Linked DNA regions of Mus musculus: region 1 is linked to region 2. Evidence: chromatin contacts called from ENCODE POLR2A ChIA-PET data. All regions are on one chromosome and are shown on one strand. Each heading gives the region's core, a stretch centred on a gene start or an enhancer-like site at or near the end of the contact. The rest is flanking DNA. Distances are from core to core; before and after follow the strand shown. Region 1 holds the start of Fam107b (family with sequence similarity 107, member B). Region 2 holds the start of Suv39h2 (suppressor of variegation 3-9 2).

What was found. ChIA-PET counts read pairs that join two places held with the same protein, here RNA polymerase II (POLR2A).
Region 1: POLR2A ChIA-PET joins it to region 2 with 21 read pairs in embryonic stem cell. The contact joins the promoter of Fam107b here to the promoter of Suv39h2 in region 2. POLR2A ChIA-PET finds 5 or more read pairs at or near these places in 4 of 5 experiments (Patski and embryonic stem cell).

The regions. Positions count from the first base shown.
Region 1 is chr2:3,711,897-3,715,514 of GRCm38, reverse strand. Fam107b (family with sequence similarity 107, member B) reads right to left here and starts at 2,057. Exons shown (of 4, transcript NM_025626.4): 1 at 1,879-2,057.
Region 2 is chr2:3,473,723-3,477,122 of GRCm38, reverse strand. It overlaps Suv39h2 (suppressor of variegation 3-9 2), which reads left to right and starts at 2,137. Exons shown (of 6, transcript NM_022724.4): 1 at 2,137-2,420. The coding sequence starts at 2,177. It also overlaps a transcript of Dclre1c not described here.

The DNA of each region.
Region 1 (3,618 bases), core at 808-3,307, 240 kb before region 2:
TCTCTTGAGCACCCTGCCTCTAAAGGGCTGTCTCAAAGGCTTCTTTCTGCTTTGCATACTAAAGAACTCAAAGACCAAAATTTTTACAAGGGGAAAATATAAGTAATGACAAAGATGTCCACCGGCCAAGTACGTAGCTGAATGGCCTTTTAGACACTCGAAACTCTTCACTGTAATGAAAACATATTTTACTTTCTCAACACAAACTTTCTGAGATGTGCATGAGGCACATGGAAAACACGGCTAGTCTTTCTACAGGCAGCTCTTTCCATCCTGGATTTCTCAGGATTCTCAGAACTTTTCACAGTAAAAACATTTATTTACCTTTTAAACGGTCCCAAGCTACTCCTGATATATATCTATCTATATCCATATATGGATATATGTGTGTGTATACAGATATAGATTTAGATATACCCATACAAATATATATATACATGATAAAGTCTTTTGTGTTATCTCCAGTGAAGTGCAAAGCACATTACTTTCCCTTCATCTTCCCGCCTCTCCCTTCTGAATAAATAGTTACTGGCAAAGCTCTGAGAAAATATATTCCAAAACAAGTTGTTAGTATAATCCTCTGTGAAAGCAGTAAAAGGAACATTGCAAAGTTATCATTATTAAATGTCATGCTTTAGACAAGTATAAAGGTTAGGAATTAACAATGTGTTCATTTAGACTCTCTCTCTCTCTCTCTCTCTCTCTCTCACACACACACATACACACACACACACACACAAACTTCCCTGCCACCTATAAAGCAAATACACCTTCATCCTCAGGGTATGTGTGGGTGGTGGCCACATGAGTGACCTATCTTCTGGTTTTTAATTTATCACAAATATATATGATTATTAATTCAAAGTTGTAAAGCCTGAAACTCCAAACACTAAGGAACCGTCCCTAGACAGGCATCTCTGACAGGATTTAGAGCAACTTTAACATGTCCAAATGCTAGTGAGGTAGCATGCCTAGAGAAAGTGTACCTGTTAGCAGGGAGGCTCAAATTCAGAAAGTCAAGCCAAACAGGGCTCCTTCTGTTCCCCTGTTGGCGCCTCCAGTATCACCCCCCATTCTGACTAAGTAACCTCACTTAGCAGTCCTGGACAAAAATCTGAGAAGGGATTGGGATGGCTGGTGTGTGCACTTCATCCTCTCAACAGGAACTCTCTACATTTCAAAGAGAGCTGGGGACGCTTCACTTCCAGCACACATGTCAAAACTTGGCTCTTATACACCAGATTACCTCCCAGTCATCCAGAAATGTTTCAGGAGGCAATCACTGAGTCCCCCAAAAATGTGGGGACTTCTGCGCTGACATCACCCAAACCCCCTGGCTTGACCGGACTCCAAGAGGCACAGCAGAGTCCAACATAGAAAAGTTACTTGCAGACAGGAAACAGTGTCACTACCACCTTTCAAAGCAGCACGACCCCGCCTTTGTCTGCCGGGTAGGAGCCGGCTTCGGGACGCTGACCCTGTCCTGCTGCCGGGACAGGCAAGGCGGGCATCTGGCCCGGGGCGCGCAGCCACTGCAGCCTGGGTCTTAAGGTCTGGGTCTGCAGGGCCGAGGATGCAACAATGAACCAACCAAGCAGCAGCCTGGATTCCCCCCTCTCCAGGGGGCCCCTCCGCCCCGGCGCCCCTCGATCCGGGCCGCCGCCCGGGCCCTGCACCCTAGACCTCCCCAAGCAGCGCAGGGCCACCAGGCTCCCCGCTGCTCGCCTACGCCCGAGGGACCGCATACCCCAGCCCGCCCTGCAGGCCAACGACAGGGTCCCCCAGGCCGGGGTCAGACACCCGTCGCTTTCTCCCGGCGGGCGGCCGCCTTGCAAGCCCCTCGTCTTTGTGTGAGAAGTAAGTGTGGGGCCAGCCTACCTCGCACAAAGGCGCGCTGCTCCCTGGCGCGCTCCGCTGCTGGCGTTGGTACCCGGCACCTTAGCCACCGAGGTGGCGAGAGGGCGGTTCCGACGGCGGTTGCAACGCCGGAGTAAGAAGCCCGTCCGGCTCGGGGCGGCTCTCGCACCCGGCGGCCTCGCGCGTCAGAATTAAGTGGCGGGGCGGGCCGGGGACGGGGCGGGGCCGCTGAGTCATCACTAAGTCACGCCCAACTCCTAGGCCACGCCCCCGAACGGCCGACCACGCCCCCCGAGCTTTCAGCCTTGCTTTGCCCTAGTGGACTCAGATGAGAGCTCTGGATCCTTGGTCATGTGGCAGGGGCCTCTGTTGTGCGGGTTTACTTTCCTTTGCTTGGGTGCCCAGGAAAGGACCAGGAAGGTGGAAGGAAAAGTTGTCACCTGTCTAATGGAAGGTGTCAGCTGCAAGTTCACGGGGCCCACAATTTAAAATTCATTATGCATCTGCTTTTGAGTTTATTTCTCATCTTTCTGTCTCTCCTTTGTATATGTGTTTCTCTCTGTCTGTCCCTCTCATGCTCTGTCTCTCTGTTTGTCCTTCTCTTGCTCTCTCTGTTTCTCTTTCTGTTTGTCCTTTCTGTCTCTCTGTGTCTTATGTCTTTATGTATCTGTAGCTCTCTTACTGTGTGTCTATGTCTCTATGTTACTGTGTATCTCTTATTGTATCTCTGTGTTCTCTCTCCTTTTTGTTCTCCCCCACCCCTTTCTCTTCGGTCTGTTGAAACCCTGCCAAATATTTTTTTTGGAAGAAAATCAAAAAAGGAGTTTGTTATAATTACATAAAGTCACAGTCAACTGAAGGCTCAGAACCCACTGACCTGGGCTTTCCTCTCCACCCTCACCAAAGGGCAGATGGAGAATTTAGATCAAGGAAGGACTGATCTGATCTTTAAAAAAAAAAAATCTAATTTCATTCTCTAGCTCTCCTGAATTGTTTCCCTGCCCTACCCAAAATTCCAAGGGTGCCATTTACATGAATCACGAGTTCAGCCATTTACATGAATCACGAGTTCAAAAGCAGGCCCTGTCTCAGGGTGAGAACAAGGCCAGCAGGTTGATGGATTCCATACCAAAGCCTTTTCATTTTCTTGGCAACAGATGACTAAGGATTTATTTATTAGGAAACTTTTCTGACTCAAAGAGCTTAGGTCATATTTGCACAGGGGGAAAAATGCTGTCAGTGGATTTCAATGAGCAAATTACCTATTCCAAATGTTTCAGTCTTACAGAGTCCTCTTAGCCAGCTCCTGGGCATCCTCCCAATCCAGGAGCAATAGACACACTCACCCCAGGATTCACATTACTTCACATTAGTCTAAAATACAGCACGTAATAGTGATAACTTTGCAATATTCCTTTGCCGCTTTCTCATAGAGGTAAGCCAACAATAATTTCCTCAGAGCCTTCCCAGTCCCAGGGGCTCTCTGCTGTGCTTCACTCGCAGTCTTCTGCCATTCACCCCCATGCATGGAGTTTCCTCTCCCCCTGATGGCTCCCTAGTCTCCAAGCAGAGGGATCCTGCCTAGACTCCTACCCCTACCCACACTGACATCAACTCCTAAGTTCTGAATAGGATGAGCAGCTATCCCCTCCCCATCTCCGGTAGTGCCCACCACACTTGCCTCTGGGCTCTGTGACCACAGTATGGTAATGGTGTTCTAACTGGTCCTAGCCACCATTGTGTCAGGGTCCCAGCTGCTTT
Region 2 (3,400 bases), core at 888-3,387:
TTCTCTGTGTAGCCCTGGCTGTCCTGGAACTCACTCTGTAGACCAGGCTGTCCTTGAACTCAGAAATCCACCTGCCTCTGCCTCGCGAGTGCTGGGATTAAAGGCATGCGCCGCTATGCCCGGCTAAAATAACTTTAAAATGTAAAAAGTAATTGAGCACGTTCTTCATGGGAATAGCATCTTTATAAAAACTTTTGAAACAGAAGCTCTAGCAGGAAGTGTTTGGTATTGTGTATTCTTTTCAAGCCTCTTAACATCTTGCTTGACCAGGAGATAGCTATGTTTTAATATATACTTTCCTCTGTTAGGATATGATACATGTTGTATGAGTTCTGGAAAATTACAGTACATCCATGAGAAAAACCACAGAGATCAAATGACAGGGCATTCCTGGAATCCGGGAGAAAGTGCTTGGTGCCATTCAGCGAGGAGGACATGTTCTGAGAGGTGTGTTTTGTGCAGGTTAGTGTGTAAAGATCACAGAACACTTGCAGAGCTGCTAACCATGTCACCAGGAGACAAAGTTGTTACACAGGGAAGACTGGGGTTCTGTGTTCATGGGTTTCCTGAGAGGCTTCGGGCCTACTCTTCTACACTCTGAGAATAGAGAGTAGACACTGAGGAAGGTTGGAGTGGCTGGCTCTACTCTATGCCCTAGAATTAAGAAAAACAAGGGAGCCAGGCAGTGGTGGCACATACCTTTAATCCCAGCACTCGGAAGGCAGAGGCAGGTGGATTTCTGAGTTCGAGGCCAGCCCTGGTCTACAAAGTGAGTTCCAGGACAGCCAGGGCTACACAGAGAAACCCTGTCTAAAAAACAAACAAAAAAACACAGAGCCTTGGATCTATCAGACAACTGCTATTCCACCAAGCTATCCTCTGCTTCCAGCATCCTTTGCCAATTTTTAAAATAAAACTTAGCAAGACCAAAAATATTTGTAAGACTCTACCCTGACCGTTTTTTGACAAAAGCTTTTAAAGAAGAGCTAGAGAACAAAGCCAGACAGAATGCCTGAGTGGCCTCTGAAGAAGTAACATTTGAGTTAAATCTAGTCACGTGAGAGGGAGCAGCACATGAAGGGGAGTCAGTCAGTTCTTTGATCTAGACCGTGATTTCCAGTTTAAAGTGTTTATTGGGGGAGAAGGGAGCTTTGGCTAGCACCTGTAATTCCAGCTCACCAAAGTGGAAGCAAAAGGGTCAGGACTTGAACATGCTTCTCAGACAAAGCAAGTCTGAGGCTTGTTTCATTTTCTGTTTTAAAGTCTCCTTAGCTGGGTGGGAAGTGGCTGGAAGGGGAGCAATGGAGAGGTCAAGGCAGCTAGGCTGTTTTGGCTGAAGAGAAGACAGGCAGTATGTGCTTGTGAATAGCATTGACATGACTGGCTTACAGAATTGCCGATGGTCTTTTGTGTATAATGGTTCCTCTTACAAGTTTTCAGATTTACAGTGGTAAAACCGAGAACGACCTGACTCTCCCCAAGCATATATGGCTAAAACCTGCCCTCAGCTTAAGTCTGTTAATGTTAGTAAGTCCTTGTCCTAAGTGTACCTTTTACGTTTGCCTTAACTAAGAGGGTTCTTGGCGGGGTTGGTTGGATTCTCACAATTGTCAGGCTTTTCCTTTGAGTCCAGCTGCTACATGGCCACATCAACTCATCAGAATCTCTTTGAGTGGTTTAAACAGACAGCACCTCTCCAGGTGAACCCAACATGCAGTCAAATTTTAAGATCCTGAGTCCTGGTGGTGTGGAGTGAAAGGAAAAGTAGTGGGGCTTCGTTGGGTTGAAGTGCTGAGGAACAAGAGTGGGAAAGGAGCTACCTGCGCACACTAACCCCGCACAGCCTATTTTGCGTTTTGTGGCGGGCACGTCAGGTCTTTGTGAAGCGACTCAGGGGACCGCATGAAGAATCATGGCAAGCGACCTCCGAAGTCAAAGCGAGTAACAAGCCAGCGACGGGCAGGGCCAGTTTCCACGGAAGGCCCCGCCCCTTCCCGCCCCCACCGTGCGGCGCAGGCGCGGTAGCTACCACCGCAGGGGTCGGTCTCCGCTGACGTCAGAACGCCTCGCTCCTCTCAGCCTCCCCGCTCCGGAGTCCCTGGCGGGCCGGGGCGGGGCGTGTGGCCAGCTGAGTTCTTCGGGCTGACCGCGCCAGTTTGAATGAAAGCTCCGCAAGATGGCGGCGGCCAGGGCCAAGGCACGGGGCAGTGAGGCAGGAGCGCGGTGTCACCGGGCTCCAGGTCCGCCCCCGAGGCCCAAGGCCAGGCGAACGGCGAGACGCCGCCGCGCGGAGACCCTGACGGCGCGACGCTCGCGGCCGTCTGCGGGCGAGAGGCGCGCCGGCTCCCAGCGAGCGTGGTCCGGAGCTCCGCGGGCCGCGGTCTTTGGCGACGAGTGTGCACGAGGTGCCTTATTCAAGGGTGAGCAGGAAAGCACACGCGCTGCGGCGGTAGCGGTCGCCACCTCCGAGCCGGGGGTTGGGGGTGGTGGCGGGGCTGAGGTGCGGTGCTGGAGAAAGGGAATCCCCTGGTGCCTGCGTTCGAGCGGGTCTGGCCTCGCCGTGAAGCGCCTGCACACGCAGCCCTGAGCTCCGGGAAACTTTGGGGGGCCCGGCTGGAACTTGCAGGTTATTTCTGTGGATGCTGAAGCCGGGGCACGCAGTGCGCGTGCGTGCGCTCGAGTCGCGCGCCCTTTGAAAGTCTGGGTTGTGCAAAGCCTTCTGGAATGAAAAGGTTGTTCTCCAGCTCTTTCCTCCGCTCCACCCAGATGGTGACACTATTATTCCCGTAGGTAGCTCTTGCCTCCTTGAAGCGTGGTGGGGATGGGATGGTGGAATGGTTTTTATAAACGGGATGTTATAATCTAGACAATGAGGCGTTTTCCTCTCATCATTTTTGGCTGTGGGATTTTGTAAACCAAGTGTTGGCAATTTTTCTTTTTAACATTTCGAGATGCCCCCAAAATGTAGCATTTCTGTTGCGAGGGGCGGTGCATTGTAATTACACGTAACGCTTCGTTATGACGTTTTCATACGAATATATGTACGTTGATCCTCCGATTCAACACCACCCTCCATTATAGTGTTGTGTTTTCAGATTCTCAGCTAGGGGTAAAAATTGAAAAGATAAATAAAACAGCAAACAACTTGGTTACATAAACAAGAGGACTCTCCTTTGCAGATGATTAGCATAAGGAGATTAGCATTAAGACAAAACAGCCTTAAGATTTTTAGAAGCGATTTATGAGACGTTTTTTACAGCTTTCTTGTCTCCAAACCGCCACACCTAAGCAAATAAATGTATTCTGGCAAATTTGAAGGAAAGTCTTTTTGCAGGTGCCAGAAATATGAGTTGTTTGCAGTCACTGGAGTTCGGAAGCTATCCTCACTGGTTTCTGACAA